Regions from separate parts of the Homo sapiens genome. Here region 2 is linked to region 1. Evidence: chromatin contacts called from ENCODE Hi-C or POLR2A ChIA-PET data. All regions are on one chromosome and are shown on one strand. Each heading gives the region's core, a stretch centred on a gene start or an enhancer-like site at or near the end of the contact. The rest is flanking DNA. Distances are from core to core; before and after follow the strand shown.

Region 1 (7,721 bases), core at 4,960-7,459:
TGGCCTCCCAAAGTGCTGGGGTTACAGGCGTGAGCCCCCGCGCCAGGCTTCGAAACGCATACTCTTAAATATCAGTTAAGCACCTTAAATGAAACATGTTCATCCCAATACTGGAACATGATGTCTGTGAGGACATGGGGCTGTACTTTGTTACTTTCTTTTAAGAGTTTTAAAAATAAACTCATTTTTTTTCCCCTAAACTCGCCCCTTTCTCAGTGGGATTTTTCTCTTTTCTTTCTGTTTTTTTTCCCTCCAAGACTAAGTTTTGCTCCTCTTGCCCAGGCTGGAGTGCAGTGGTGTGATCTTGGCTCACTGCAACCTCTGCCTCCTGGGTTCAAGCAATTCTCCTGCCTCAGCCTCCGGAATAGCTGGGATTACAGGCACCCACAACCATGGCTGGCTAATTTTTTGTGTTTTTGGTAGAGACGTGGTTTCACCATGTTGGCCAGGCTGGTCTCGAACTCCTGACCCCAGGTGATCCACCCACCTTGGCCTCCCAAAGTGCTTGGATTACAGGCATGACCCATCGCGCCTGGCGTTTTTGTTTTTTTTTTTTTTTTTTTTTTTTTTAGATGGAGTCTCATTCTGTCACCCAGGGTGGAGTGCAGGGGTGCGATCTTGGCTCACTGCAACCTCCCACCCCTGGGTTCTATTGATTCTCCTGCTTCAGCCTCCCGAGTAGCTGGAATTACAGGTGTGTGCCACCACACCTGGGTAATTTTTGTGTTTTTTGTAGAGTGGGGTTTTGCCATGTTGAGAAGGCTGGTCTCGAACTCCTGACCTCAGGTGATCTGCCCACCTGGGCCTCCCAAAGTGCTGGAATTACAGGCGTGAGCCATTGTGCCTGGCCACCTGCATTCTTCTCTAGCTCGGCTGTTCTACTTGTTCCTACTTGTAATAGACTAAATAATGACGCTCCAAACATGTCTACATCCCAGTCTCCTTGTGAATCTATTTGTGACTATGTTACCTCTCATGATAAAAGCAACTTTACAGATATGATTAAATTAAATATCTTGAGATGTGAGGTTATCCTGGATTATCCAGGTGAGCTCAGTGTAATCCCACAGGTCCTTACAAGAGGGAGGCAGGAGGATCAGAGTCACAGAGAGAGGAGATGGTAACATGGAAGCATGGAAACCAAGGCTAGACGGAGACAGGATGATATGCTGCTGGCTTTGACAACTGGGGAAGAGGCAATGAGGCAGCAATGTAGCGGCCTCTATAGGCTGGGAAAGTCAAGGAAACGGATTCTCCCCTAAAGCCTACAGAAGGAATGCAGTCATACTAACATTTTAATTCTAGCCCTGTGGATTTTTTTTTTTTTTTTTTTTTAAGATGGAGTCTTACTCTGTCACCCAGGCTGGAGTGCAGTGGCACCATCTCGGCTCACTGCAACCTCCGCCTCCTAGGTTCAAGCGATTCTTCTGCCTCAATTTCCTGAGTAGCTGGGACTGCAGGCGTGAGCCACCATGCCTGGCTAATTTTTCTATTTTTGGTAGAGAAGGGATGTCACCATATTGGCCAGGCTGGTCTCGAACTCCTGACCTCGTGATCTGCCTGCCTTGGCCTCCCAAAGTGTTGGGATTACAGGCATGAGCCACCGAGCCCAGCCAGCCCAGTGAAATTGATTTTGGGATTCTGACCTCCAGAACTGTGAAGATAATAAATTTCTGTTGTTTTATGCAAATAGACTGTAATTTGTTATATCAGCAATATAAAACTAATAAAACACTGTAGTCTAAGACATCACCACCATCTCTGACCCGTATTATTACAATAGATTCCCAACTGGCTTCTCTCTCTCTCTTTTTTTCTTGAGACAGAGTCTTGCTCCGTCACCCTGGCTCACTGCAGCCTTGACCTCTTGGGCACAAGCAATCCTCCTGCCTCAGCCTCCCAAGTAGCTGGGACTACAGGTACACACCACCATACCTGGCTAATTTTTAAATTTTTTTTGTAGAGATGGGAATCTCACCATGTCGCCCAAACTGGTTTCAAACTCCTGGGCTCAAGTGATCCTCTTGCCCTGGCCTCCAAAAGTGCTGGGATTATGGGCATGAGACACCATGCCTGGCAGACCCTCTTAGATTTTCAACTATACAATACAGTATTGTTAATTGAAGGCAAAATGTTGTACAGCCGATTTCTAGAGTTTTTTCATCTTGCAGAACTGACATTTTAGACCTATTGATCAGCAACTCCCTCCAGCCCCTGGCAACAATCGTTCTACTCTCTGCTTCTGGGAGTCTGACTATGTTAGAAACCTCATATAAGTGGAATCATGCAGTATTTGGTCTTCTGTAACTGGCCTGCTTCACTTAGCATAATATCCTCAAGGTTCATCCACGTTATTGCATATTGCAGGATTTCTTTCTTACTTAGTTTTTTTTTTTTTTCTTTTTTGCAACGGAGTTTCGCTCTTGTTGAGAGCGAAACTTGTTGCCCAGGCTGGAGTGCAATGGCGTGTTCGTATTCTTTTTGGAGAGACCAAGGAAAAACTTTATCCAGTTTTGCAGGAGGTTGTTCTCTGACTTGCTAGCGGGGAGAGATGAGTGGGATTGTGGATAAAGAATTGAGCCTAGGCCGAGTGTGGTGGCTCACGCCTGTAATCCCAGCACTTTGGAAGGCCAAGGTGGGCAGATCACCTGAGATCGGGAGTTCAAGGCCAGCCTGTCCAACATGGAGAAACCCCGTCTCTACTAAAAATACAAAATTAGCCAGACGTGGTGGTGCATGCCTGTAATCCCAGCTACTCGGGAGGCTGAGGCAGGAGAATTGCTTGAACCTGGGGGGCACAGGTTGCGGTGAGCCGAGATCGCACTATTGCAATCCCGACTGATCAAGGAGAGCGAAATTCCGTCTCTGGGCAACATAGGGAGACGGCCTCCTTCACCCACCACCTGCCCCCATCTCCACAAAATGGAAAACAAACAAACAAACAAACAAAAATTGAACCAAGCAGGGGTGCGGTGGCTCATGCCTGTAATCCCAGCACTTCGGGAGGCCAAGGCGGGCAGATCATGAAGTCAGAAGTTCGAGACCAGCCTAGCCAACATGGTGGAACACTCATCTCTACTAAAAATACAAAAATTAGCTGGGCGCGGTGGCGGGCGCCTGTAATCCCAGCTACTCGGGAGGCTGAGGCAGGAGAATCGCTTGAATCCGGGAGGCCGAGATTGCGCCACTGCACTCACTCCAGCCTGGGTTACAGAGGAAGACTCCGTCTGGAGAAAAAAAAAAAAAAAGAACTGAACCTAGACAAAGCAGATTGGCACCTAAATTCACACGCTTTTCAAACTGCCACCACGTCTTGGCCTAGCCTTTTTTTTTTTTTTAGATGGAGTCTCGCTGTGTCGCCCAGGCTGGAGTACAGTGGCATGATCTCGGCTCACTGCAACCCCCGCCTCCTGGGTTCTGGGTTGCAGCAATTCTCCTGTCTTAGCCTCCTGAGTAGCTGGGACTACAGGCTCCCGCCACCGCTACCGGCTAATTTTTTGTATTTTTAGTAGAGACGGAGGTGGGGGGGGGGGGGGTGGGTTTCACCATCTTGGTCAGTCTGGTCTCGAACTCCTGACCTCGTGATCCGCCCGACGCGGCCTCCCAAAGTGCTGGGGATTACAGGCGTGAGCCACTGTGCCCGGCCTATCTTGGCCTAGTCTTTTAATTTCTCCTTCCTCATTGGTAATTTCAGTATAATCTAGCAAAGAGACACTAATTTTGAACGAATGGTGAAAGTATGAAAATTTTGGGATCAATCGATGTAAAAACAATTTACCAGAGAGCCACCGCCAGAGGGGGTATAGCTCAGTGGTAGAGCATTTGACTGCAGATCAAGAGGTCCCCGGTTCAAATCCGGGTGCCCCCTCGGGTTTCTTTAAGTTTTTTTCACAGCCATCCAGGAATAACCTGAGTCAGCGAGTTCTGAATGCAAAACTCACGGGAGGTGTCGTTTGTATCTTCCACCTACCTAATTTTCACCTTGAAAGGATTCCCGTACCCTAGAGGGAGAGAACAGCAACCAGAGGCTGCCTTTAGGTGGATCTGAGCCCTCATACCCCAAGTGGCGATAAGCGCACCAGTACTCTCAGTTGGAGAACAAAGGCGCGTATCGATTTCCATCTCCGATGCCCATTGGTTTAACGTTAATTATAATTTGTTTTGGGGTAAAAAATATGTCTTGGACGGGGCAGTAGTTCGTACTTGACTATGAAAACTAGGAGAAGTAATCCAAATTCAGAGGTTTTCATATACTCGCGAACTCGAACAGGACAGGGCACACAGATAGAAGGTAGACAGCGAGCAATTTTCCCCTCTTCCTTCTTGACTCAGCTCATAGGCAGGGCTTTGGCTTGATAAGCTATACATGGAAAGTTCAAGGCCTAAAGGAGAGGTAAAACTGGTTCCTCCTGGGTTTTGCACGGAACCGCAGCTCTGCTGATCTGTGATCTCTCTGTTCAGCCTAGAGATACAGCTCACAGTAATAGGAGCCAGGAGAAAAAAATGCGCGTTTCCCCGGGGTCCGAGGAATGACACAACCACATTCCGGGTTTAAAATATCGCAGCTGCCCTTTGACCCAGGCAGCACGCCTCTTCCTTTCTCCTTTATTTTTCCTTTTTTTGGGCAAAACCTAGTCGAGGGGGACGCCCTTGTCTCCCGTCACACTTACCATTTTCCTCCGGCCCAACAGTGACCCTGTCAGGCACGCAGCCAGCAGATACTTGTCCCCATCTTTAGGTTATGAAACTCCATGGCCTTTTATTCTTACTTCAGTGGTTCTTAAAATGTGGTCCCCACACCAGCAGCACCAGAGGCACCTGGAAACTTGGTAGAAATGCAAATTCTCGGGGCCCCCTTACAGAATCAGAAACTAGCAGTGTTTTAACAAGCCCTGCAGGTAATTCTGATGCACGTTCAAATTTGAGAAACACTGTGTTCGTTTATCTCAGTTTGCACTGGGTTATAACTTTACTTTTGTACATTAATAGTCAAGGATGAACACAGCACGTCCATGTCACCATTAATACAGAAAGTTGAAGTTGGAGAAGGGCTGTGTCTATGGGTTTCCCTCGCCTGACCCACCCTCCACCCCCAAAAGGAACGCCAAGTTGAGGCGTTCCCCTGTCTCCCTACCCCCATTGGAAACATCCTGTCCCTCAAACCCGGCACCTCGAACTGTCTGACCCATCTGAGGCTGGCGCCCGTGGCCGCAGAAATCCCTACACCTCTGGCGCGAGTAATGCGGTCGCGCAGCTTTTATACCCACCCCCTCCTCCCGCTGAGCACAAAGTAAAACCGAAAGATTTCTGCTAAGGTTGAAAAATGAGGAAGATACTTTTTCTTTTCTTTTTTTTTTTTTTTTTAGTCAGGACCCAATGTTAAAATGTGAGTCAAGAATGAAAAACAGATGGTTAACAAGGGGAAGGAAAAACCAAGCCATTGAGGGGGCACCCGGATTTGAACCAGGGACCTCTTGATCTGCAGTCAAATGCTCTACCACTGAGCTATACCCCCGCGCCTCTACAGCGCCTGGAGGCGGCTCCTTGGGTGCTAAGCATTGTTGCAGCTGCTACACTGTGAGTAGTGGTGTAACAGAAGGAGAAAGGAATGCTGGAGAAAAAGGGGTCAAGCTGAACGCAGACGGTGCCCGCATCCGGGGAACCCCGGGAAGGTGCACTGCAGGGGCTCGAGAGGGAAGCACTAGCCCGGGCCCGGCAGCGCGCAGGGTCCAAGAGGGAGGGACGGGTTCCGCCCCACAAATGTGGGAAAGGGTGTGGGCCGGAAGAGAGCTAAGAGGGGCAGGGTAGGGGGTCCCCGTTCGGTCCGCAGATTCATGCCGGGTAGAAAGTCCCCGAATGCGGTGAATCAGTTCCAGCGTTCAGGAGGATCCAACCCCACCCTCGACGGGCTTGAGGGGTTAGCCCGCCTCCCGCAGCCCGGGCGCCCCAGATGTGCAGCCTGCTCGCCTCTGCGCCGCCTCCGGCTGGGGAAGGGCCCTGGGCACCGGGCGCAGTCAGCCTGAGAGCGCTGAGGCGCCAGCACCGCGGGCCCCGCCGTCCCCCCAGGAACCCGCCCCCGCGCAGCCCCACGTCGCCCGGAGAGCGCGCCTCGCTGCGCGTGCCCTTGCCCGCGCCCGAGGCGCGTGCCCGCCCCAGTGCAGCCCCTCCTCCCCGCTGTGTTTATTAGGGGAAGGAGGGCGGAGGCGGAGGCCAGTTCCCCAGCTCCAGCCGCCGTCGCTGCTGCCTGTGTAGTTGCAGCCGCGGCCGCCTCCCGCCAGCTCGCCTCGGGGAACAGGACGCGCGTGAGCTCAGGCGTCCCCGCCCCAGCTTTTCTCGGAACCATGAACCCCAACTGCGCCCGGTGCGGCAAGATCGTGTATCCCACGGAGAAGGTGAACTGTCTGGATAAGGTGAGCCCGGGACCGGGAGACGCGTCTTTGCAATCCCCCGCAGTGCTCCGAATCCAGGGAGGAGAGAAGGGCCGGGTCTTTGCCGCCTTATCCCCGCGATCCCAGGAGAATGGAGGGAGGGCGAGCGGGCGGTGTCATGGGGTGTGGGGACACATCCCAGTCTGAAAACCAGGAGATCTGGGGCGAGGCGGGAAGTCCACGCGTAGCGGGCAGCCGCTGCTGGAGAGGGGTGGGCTCTGTGTCCCGGGGTTGGGAGGACGGGAGAGGAGCAGGGAAGTCAGGCGCCGGGGTGTGTTGGGGGAAGGTTAGGGGTGCAGTCCCGCCCCCTACGGCCTGGAGAGTGAGAAGAGACGGCCGCTCCCTCTCCGCTCTGCGCCGAGCGCCAAGTAGGCGGAAGCGCGGGGCGCTGGTGGAGGGGGCGGGGGGGCGGGGCAGAGGCTGGGGGGCCCTGCAAAACCGTCCGCTCCGGCGGGGGTGGCCTGGCTTCCTGGCCTGGCGGGGCGGGGGCTATCAGCCTGCGAGTGTGTGGCATCTGATGCGGGGGGTTTTGGGTAAGGACCCGGGCTCTGCCGCAAGAGCCCCGTTTTTGAACGACCTGCACCCCCTTGGATTCAGTCGTTAAAGGACTCGCAGACCTCCTCCACAGCTTCCCAACCCCCACCTCCAATTAAAAGCCAACTCCCGGTGCTGGGCCGTCCAGCCTGAGCCGGGTGGGGTTGGGTGGCAGAGTAGGGTGGGTGGAGGGTGCTTAGCTGAGATCTCCTGAAATTGTGCTCAGAGCCAGGAGACCGTGTGGAAGAACAAAGAGCTAACTTTTCAAAGCAGGTTTCTCCAATGGAGGGTGGGGTTGGCTGAGTTCTGGGGAAGCCGAGGAAAGGGGGAGGTATTGGGGGGAGGGGAGGGTGGCCTTGTGGAGATTCAGTGTCCCCTGGGGGCCCTGTCTCCCCAATGCTGGACTTGTTCATCTGGTTGCCATTAGACTTTTGGAGGGGGGTTGGAGAGTAGAACTGGGTGTTTCCCGTACAGTTTAGGGTAGGATCCTGTTCTCTTGTAAGCTCCGTAAGATCCTAAGGTAAAACCTGCCCCTCTGCATCCCCTCCCCAGTCTGGAGGGGAGGCCTCTGTGATTTTGTGCCCTTCCTCACCGCGTCTTTCATCCACCACCCAAAGCTGGCTCCAAGTCCAAGTATTCTGTCCTTTCCATCTGAACTGGGAGGGCTGGGAGGACTGGATGGAAGAGAGGTGCAAGGGTGGGAACACTAGATGAAAGAGGGGTATAGAGCCCTGGGGCCAAGTTCATTACTGACCTGGA
Region 2 (7,935 bases), core at 2,677-5,176, 5.3 Mb after region 1:
GCTTCTCCATGAAGAAGCGGAAATAAGGGGTCAGGGGCTTCTTTGGGAAGTCTGGGTGTTTCTGGAAGAAGGGACAAGGACACAATGGAGGTCAAATACATCCCTTCTTTGGACCTTTCCTCCCATACCCCTCATGCTCCTCCTCCTAGTAACTCACCTTGAGTTTTTTGCCTTTGTAAGGATTTTTAACATGTTCCTGAGCATCGAGGATCAATTCTGTCAATGTACGGAACTTCCTCACCTGGAGGAAGAGGGGTGGGAGGAAGGGGAAGTTGGGAAAAGGAAAATGCCACACAGTAGTATACCCCCATCTTATAACGGGTCTCTTCTACTCTTTACTAGACTAAATTTACCAAAGAAGAGCAGAGGCCAACAGCCAAATGAAGCAGGCAGCATGACACCCAGGCACTGGCCCATGCCTACCGCAGAGGCCCAGGCAGTCAGTACACACCAAAGGCCAGCAACAAGGGGACTAACTGACCTCAACCTGGTTGTCCATGCTAACACCTCCGTCAATCTCAGCATGCTAGCACCTCCGTCAATCTCAGCACAGCTCAGGCTGTTTGGCTCAAGACCACTCAGATAGAAAGTGGCATAACTTTAAGCCAGTGCTGTCAACCGTGCCACCTCCCAAAATGCAAAGGGGCAGGTAGAGAGCTAACGGGAGACCACATGAATGCCTCTCCTGGTCTCTTTCCTTCCTGTTTACAGCCTGTTTCACTTCCCCCACCACGCTGAGTGGGGGGTATGTGTGTATGTCAGAAAAGGGGGATCAGTTACCTCATTAGAAATCTCCACCCATTTGAGCTTGCACATGTCTCCAGAAAAGTCTTTAAATGCTACTTTTTCCCAGTCCATGTGTGATTCGGTGGTTTTGAACTTGGAGCTGTCATTGGATGGAAGGTTGTTCTTCATGCATTCCAGCAAAGTCAGCATGTCTTCCTGGGACCAACGGTCTGGTAAAGAGTAACAGAGGCCATCATGCCTGGCTCATGCTATCCCCCCGATCTGTTCCCCAGTTCTTGAGTGCTCAACTCTTCCTCCCTAGGGCATCCCAGCCCCTGGTTGCTTCCCATCTGAAGGCACAGACAAGATATGGCTCAGCCCTAAGGAAACTGTGGCCATATTGGATCAGGGCAGGGACTCCAGTCCAGACCATGCTATACCTAGAAAGCCAGGCTCGAACTCAAGTCTGGCTTGCTTCAAGGCTATTATCATTTATACTGTGCCAAGCTGCAACGGGCAGCTATTTGCTGTAAGGGGAAGAGGGGTGGAAATGAAGGTACAGTGATTCAGGGCTTTGTGGGAAACGAGGTAGCTTGTCAGAGAAGGAGGGAAGCAGGGAAGCAATATATCTAAATGTGCTGCCAAGTTCAAGTTCTGAGTGGATATTCTAAATGTGCAACGACTGAGAATGGGGTGTGGACAGTAAGGAAAATCCATGCAGATGTCTCTCCTGCACAGCTGGAAACCAATGTTAGAGACACCCACCACCCCCTAGCCCCTTAAAGCAGATCAAGGGAGAATTTCTGGCAAATAAGAAAAAGGAAACAGAAGCAGAAGCAGGATACAGGGCAGCTCTGAGGCAAGGTAGGCAGGTGCACAGAAACTCTCAGGGCCCTGCTCCAGGGAGAACCCCCAGAATTACAAGCTGTCTTGTCAGCCCAACTACCCAGGGAAGCAAGAACAGGTCTGGAACAGTTATTTTTCAGCCACTGAAATGCAGCCCCAGAGAGCTCTAGGCCACTGTGGATGGGCTGGGAGAATAGCCACCCAAGGCCAGAAGTCAAAAGGGCTCTCCATTTTCATTTGCATCTGGTAACCTGGGCCAGAGATTCTGCAGAATGGGCCACGTGGACCCATAATCCCCTCTCCCCTCAATGTCCCACAAGCATGGCCAGCTGTCCAGCTTCATCCTACTCTCTATCCCCATCTAGACTGGATCACTGCTGAATGAGGCAGAGATCTAGTTGAGTACATATATCCCATGGCTTGGGGCCTAAAACCACCAAAACAGCCCTTTTCTCCACCTGCCTCTACAAAAGCCTCATGGTCTTCCTAAAAAGCCTGAGAAGCCTTCCCCAACCCCTTCCTGACCCTTCCTCTACACTCATCCTTCCTCCCATTCCAGGACACTGGGCTGGGACACACTTCAGGCTGAATGGGAACCCCAGAAGGCAGGCCTCCTCTAACACAGAGGGTGAGGGACAGGGAGAGAGGGGAGGTGAGCCACTCCAGGCCAAATAATTTGGATTCAGCCAAACCCCAAGTGTGGGAGATGCTTGATTCATAAATACTCAAGGCACTTTCTCCCCCAGTTCAGTGTATGCAGACTGAAAAAGCCCTTGAAGAAGGGAGTGAGCCCCGCAGCCACGAGGGAAAGAGGGTTTAAGTTTCAGAGGGCCGGGGGTGGATGCCCCTACCTTGGCCTTTGGGGGCGGCCATTTCCAGGTCTGTGGGGCAGTCGGCTTCTCCGTTCATCCTCCAGCTGTCCAGCCACCTCCTCGGTCGTGCTGGCCGGGCAACCCGGGGTCAAAGCCACCTCACCCTTTGGAAGACATACCAGTTCCCACTCAGGAAGGCTGAGAGGTGAACGACTAACGACTTTCTAACCGCCCAGAGTAGAAGGGGGCAGGTCCACACTCTGAGAGACTCAGCCATGACCTTATTAGACTTAAGGGGTCTATGGGAATGGGAGTGCGCCCCTCCTCTTCCTCGTGACCCCCTCCCCCAGCCCCTGCAGCCCGGCTCCGCGGCGCGCGCCCTCCCCTGGCCACGCGAGGGCCTGCTCCTAGCTCCCGCGTGCAGCGAGCGCCCGCCCTCCGCCCCGCTTCCCAACCCCAGCCAAAAAAAAAAAAAAAGAAAAAATCTCCTCCTCCTCGGAGCGCCCGCCCCGGGGAGGCCCCAGGCTGGAGGGCGGGGGAAGAGGAAGGGCGGGTAAAGGGCGCGCGCGGCCACGGAAGCGGGCACGCGCCCCAGTCTCCTCCTCCCGCCTCCCCCCGGCCGGTTCCCCCCGCCTCCGCAACCCGGCGGGGACCCGGACGCAGCGCAGCCGCCGCCAGCCCCGGAGCGGAGCGGCCGCACCGCCCCCGGGGACCGGATCCGGATTCCCGCCGCTCCCCCCTCCCGGGCTCCCTTCGCCGTCCCCGCCCGCACAGGCGGGCAAGCAGCCGGAGAGAAGCGGCCTAGCCTGCCCCCCGCCCCCGAGCCACCCACCCCGGCCAGAGGCGCCGCCACCGCCCAGCCACCCCGACGCGCACGGAGGAGCCCGGCACAGAGGCGCGACCGCGGCGGGAACCGCCGCCTCCTCCCCCGAGCCTGCGGCCCAGCCCCGCCGGCGCCCCCGCCCCGGCCTCCGGGGAGCCGAGCCAAGGAGAGGGCGGGAGGACGGCGGCCGGGAGGCGGGGGCGCAGCGCTCACCGGCCCCGCCGCCCCCTCCGGCGGCCGGGGAGAACTGCGCCTGCCGGCTCCGAGAAGCGCGGGCTCCTCCGCCAGCGGCCGGGGCTCGGCTCAGGCCTCGCTTCCTGCCTTCCCCTCCCCCGGCTCTCGGCGTCCTCCCAAGTGCCCTGGTCTGCTCGCGCCCGGTCGCCTGCTCGGTGGTCGCTTCGGGTCCCCGCTGGGCGCCCACCGCACCCCGCGGTTCGCTCCCGCCGTCCGGCCCCGACCCCAGCGCGCGTCCTCAGCCGCCTCGGTTACCCGGCGCAGCGCGGCCTCCGGGCTTCCCGCTCCAGCGGCTCCCTCCCTGGCTCTGAGTGGCGGCGCCCTCCCCCGCTCGGCCGGGCACAGCCGCAGCTCCCTCCCGCGGCGGCAGCGGCTCCTCCTCCGGGCGAGGCGGCGGCGCTGGGGCGGCGGCTGCTGCTGCTGTGGCGGCGGCGGCGGCGGCGGCGGCTGTGGCTGCTGCCTGCTGCTCCTCGCGGCGAAAAGCACAAAGCACAGCGCCCTCCGCCTGCAGGCAGCCCGCCCGCCGCCGGCCCCGGCCTCAGCTCGCACACCCCCCGCCGCCGCCGCAGCCTCAGCCGCCGGAGCGGGGAGGAGGAGGGAGAAGGGAGGAGGAGGAGCGGGAGGGGGGGCGGGAGAAGCGGGGCAGCGAGCGCGTCCTTCCCCGTAGAGCGCACACCGACCCCCGGGGAGCGAGCGCCAGCCCGCCCGCCTCGCCGGCTCCGCTCCCTCCCACAGCCTGCCCGGGCGGGCTCCGCGGGGGGCAGCTGGGAGGAGGGGCGGGAGCTGGGGGGACCCGGGCGGCCGAGGCGGAGGGAAGGAAGGAGGGGAGGGGGGTGGTGGTGGTGGTGCTGGCGGCGGCGGCGGCTGCTGCTGCTGCTGCTGCCGCCGCCGGGGAAGGGGGGGGGGGCCGGGGCAGGGAGACACGCAGCCGCCCGGATGGCGGCGGGGCTCGGAGCCTAGGCGGGCGGGCGGGCGCCGAGAGCGACCTCGCCAGACCCGCGGGGGAACTAGCAGGCTTCGCCGGCGAGGGAGGGCCGAGGTGCGGCCGCGGAGAGGGTGCCCGGAGGTGCCCCCGGCGTCCGGGGAGGCTCGGGGGGCGCCCACAGCCCTGCTCCGGAGCTCTCCCCCAAGTTCTCCCAGCTCAGACTAGGGCTTCCAGGCCAGCTCTCTCCCGCCTCCCGGAGCGAGCGGTCCGCGCCCACCCTCATCCCCCGGAGCGTGGCCGCTGGTTTGGGGCGCACGCACGCCGATCGCGGCGTCCAGCTTCGGTGCCTACCTCGCGGTCCTCTCCTTGCCGAACGGCACATACGAAACTTAAAAAAAAACCCGAAAACTAAAACCTCTGCATTAAAAAAAAAAAATCCCCGTTGCTCTTTACACCCCGGAAACGGCAAGGGAACGACGGGCTCCGGCGGAGGGGCCGCTGTGGGAGCCGGTTCAATCCAGCCCGGCATGGTTCTCCAGGCCTGCCCGGGCGCATGAAGATCGGCGCCGCCGCCACTCGTAGCAACCCCTCTCCCCCGAAATCCGCGGCTCCCGGGCTCACTTACCGAGCGTGTGGATGGGAGCGCAGGCCGGGGGCACCTGGGAGCACGGCGGGCCGAACAGTCGAGCCGCAGCTCCGCTGCAGCCGACGCCGGGGCAGCGAGTCGCCAGACAAAGCCCGAGATGGCGAAGCGGAGCGACGGCTAATGGCGAGCCCCACGCGCCGCGCTCCGCCCGCCCCGCTCCGCCCGCCCGCCCGCCCGCCTCGGCGCAGCGCAGCGCCGCTCCGAGCGCTTGCCCGTCAGAGCCGCCTCGGCGCCGCCGCCTCCCGGGCCACCCCGGCCTCGCCTGGCCCCTCCGCCTCCTCCGGGCGGCTCAGCCTCACCCCTTCCCTCCCACTGCTCTAGGGGTTGCACAAAAAAAATTTTTTTTTTTTAAAGAAAAATGGTTTTCGTCTTTTTTTTTTCTTTTTGCAGGGCGGGCATGTTGAGACTTTTGGATATTTCTGCCCCCAGCTCGCACTCACCTGCGGAGCCGCCGGGAGGGCTAGGGGTGGGGGCGCGCGGGGCTGGAGCCGGCGAGCGCGGGTTGAAAGCCAGCCAAGCTCTGCAGCGCCCGACCCGGGCGTGTACGCCGCCGCCAGTCCCCGCAGAGAAATCGTCCTCCTACCCCGCCTCCATCGCTCTGCGTTTCTCTTCCAATCAGCCGGTCGCTTGGTGGCTCCTCCATTCTCCGGCCAAGCCCAGCTGCCTAGAGCGAGCTCCACTCCTCCATCTGTTCGCCGGGGTCCTCGCTCCCCTGCCGGGGCCGGCGAGACGGCGTGAGGCCGGAGGGGGATTTGCAAGGAAACCTGCCTGCTTCCCGCTCCCATTGCTCCATCCCCGCTGCCTCCTGCCTCCTGCTTCTCTCCTGCGTCTTTCCAACTCTCCCCTGTCGCCACTGGTGTGTGTCTGAGTGTGTGCGCGGTTTTTTTTTTTTAATTGCTCTTTGCTTTTGCAACCCTGAAGCAAAAGGGGGGGGGGGTAGTTACAGGGAAAAAAAAAGCGAGAAAGAAGCTCTTAGATTTGCAACACATCGGAAAACCGGGGGAGCACCCCGCCTTATCCGATCTCCATGCTCCGCAAGGGCCTTCCGGGTTTTAGGACAAGCTTCTCAATGTCCCGTTTCGCTGGGTTTAGGATCCGAGGAGTCCGAGCAAAAAGTTCTCCCCCTGGGTCGTAGTGACGGGTGTCGGGGTGGGAGTTGCGGGGATTTTTCAAGAAGCAGCAGCTACCCCGGCGTCGGTCACTGGGCCGGGGTAGGGGAAAGAGCAAAATCCCAGTGGGTTTGCGCGAGGGATCTTCTAGGGTCGAGGCGGGTGTGGGGGGAGTTGGAACCGGGAGACACCGCTTGGCGCATCTCTCCCTCGGTCTCTACCTCCTGTCCTATGCCAGCTCCCCCTTTAATTTTTTTCCTCTCCTTTAATCTAATTTCTTCCAACTCCACCTTTGTTGTTACCGGCGTCACACCCGGACCAGCCAATCCCCGCCACGCAATCAGCTTGTCAAAAAGCCTCGGCCATCCCTAGGAAAGCAGGCCGCAGGCGCTGCCCCCCGGCGGCGGCGGGCAGCCGCGAGGGGAGCCCAGCACCCGGTTCTCGCTGCCCCGGGTGGCAGCGGGGCAGCCTCCGACAAGACGTCCCTTGGTTCACTGTCCTGCAGGCCGGGGATGAAAGGCCTGGACAGGGTCCACCACCCACTCTCCCACTGCCACGGCCGTGGTTGACTGTCTTTGCCTCCCCTTTTCAGAGGAAAGGTTATCAGGACAGGACGCAGGGAGCCAGAAGACCATCTGAAGGAAGCCTGCTTCCAACGGGCCCAGCCTCCAGCCACCGCTCCTGGGGCAGCGCCATTGCTCCTGGCTCTCAGGCTGCCAGTCTCCCACACCGACGCTCTACTGCCCGCATCTCGGCCAGCTGGGTCACCCAGCCCCTTTCGACTCTCCCCTGGCACGCAGCCTTCTCCTTCACTCGGCCTGCCTCGCTGCTGCTGTAATTCCTCTTGTCTCCTGGGAGAAATGAGATTGCTTTCCCAGGACTTCCACATCCCACTTCTATCAGGTTTCACCAACAGGGAGGAAGCCCTGTCAAGATCTGGTGTGTCCTGTTTTTTTTTTTTTTTTTTCCCAGAGGGCACTGGCATGTAGGAGAAGCGGATTTACCACTAGTAGATGTTAATGAAATTTCAGCTTCTAGGCCCCTAACTTGCAGGACCTGCCCAAGGCCCTGAACTTAATTTTGTTTTCATCATTTGGTATTTTTTTGTTAAAAGAGCCACCGACCACCTCCCCGCTACCCCAGAACTGCACGTGTTTCTGGCCCTACAAACCCAGATCGTCCCTTGGAATATACACAGGGCAATTTGTGTAGGATCACACTGCGCTAAAAGTGAGGCATGGTGGGCTAGGCGCACTGGCTCACACCTGTAATCCCAGCACTTTGGGAGACCAAGACAGGAGGTCTTAAGTGATTAAGCCCAGGAGTTCGAGATCAGCTTAGACAACATAGCAAGATGCTGCCTCTACAAACACACACACCCCCTATTATAATATGTCAAAAAAAAAAAAAAAAAAAGGAAAAGTGAGGCATAGAACTGACTTTATTGTTTTGACTAGGAAAGAGCAAAGGGTTTGGAATCAAAAGTCCCAACTTCCCCACCTTCTTAATAGTGTGTGAATCTGAGTGCCTTATTAACCTTCCCTGGTCCCAGTTTCGTATCTGTAAAGTTAGAATAGCAATCCTGTTTAATTTGCTTCTCTCACCAGGGATCAGAAGGCCAAATGAGATGATGTATGTAAAATTGTAAAGTCCTCCACAGATGGCACTTGCCACATTACAGAGAACTTGAGACCCCCCCCCACCAATAACGTTCCAAATCTTCCACATGCAGATCTGGAGTCCAGGTGTCCTGGCTCCTGGCCCTGAACTTTTTGGCTGGGCCAAGGGGCTTTTCGGTAAAGTGCTTTGGAATA

The links. Hi-C counts contacts between places; a loop is a spot of excess contacts on that map. ChIA-PET counts read pairs that join two places held with the same protein, here RNA polymerase II (POLR2A). Pooled maps may share reads with other maps.
Region 2: a loop to region 1 is called in a pooled map, with 8 times the contacts of the local background. The contact joins the promoter of UBTF here to the promoter of LASP1 in region 1. A Hi-C loop is called at or near these places in 3 of 50 pooled maps. POLR2A ChIA-PET finds 5 or more read pairs at or near these places in 2 of 52 experiments (B cell and activated B cell).

Annotation. Positions count from the first base shown.
Region 1 is chr17:38,863,849-38,871,569 of GRCh38, forward strand. It overlaps LASP1 (LIM and SH3 protein 1), which reads left to right and starts at 6,210. Exons shown (of 7, transcript NM_006148.4): 1 at 6,210-6,410. The coding sequence starts at 6,342. It overlaps TRC-GCA4-1 (tRNA-Cys (anticodon GCA) 4-1), which reads right to left and starts at 5,515; the gene lies at 5,444-5,515. It overlaps TRC-GCA2-2 (tRNA-Cys (anticodon GCA) 2-2), which reads left to right and starts at 3,797; the gene lies at 3,797-3,868. RefSeq lists enhancers at 52-131, 3,861-4,463, 4,464-5,064, 4,640-4,819, 6,310-6,459 and 1 more, a cis regulatory region at 3,589-4,202 and silencers at 4,420-4,519, 5,940-6,249, 6,770-6,869.
Region 2 is chr17:44,215,749-44,223,683 of GRCh38, forward strand. UBTF (upstream binding transcription factor) reads right to left here and starts at 3,927. Exons shown (of 21, transcript NM_014233.4): 1 at 3,697-3,927; 2 at 2,424-2,548; 3 at 781-956; 4 at 158-241; 5 at 1-61. The coding sequence starts at 2,481. It overlaps ATXN7L3-AS1 (ATXN7L3 antisense RNA 1), which reads left to right. Exons shown (of 2, transcript NR_184071.1): 2 at 6,714-7,935. RefSeq lists silencers at 2,654-2,823, 2,874-3,893, 3,653-3,817, 3,944-4,633, 5,144-5,363 and 1 more and an enhancer at 6,078-6,682.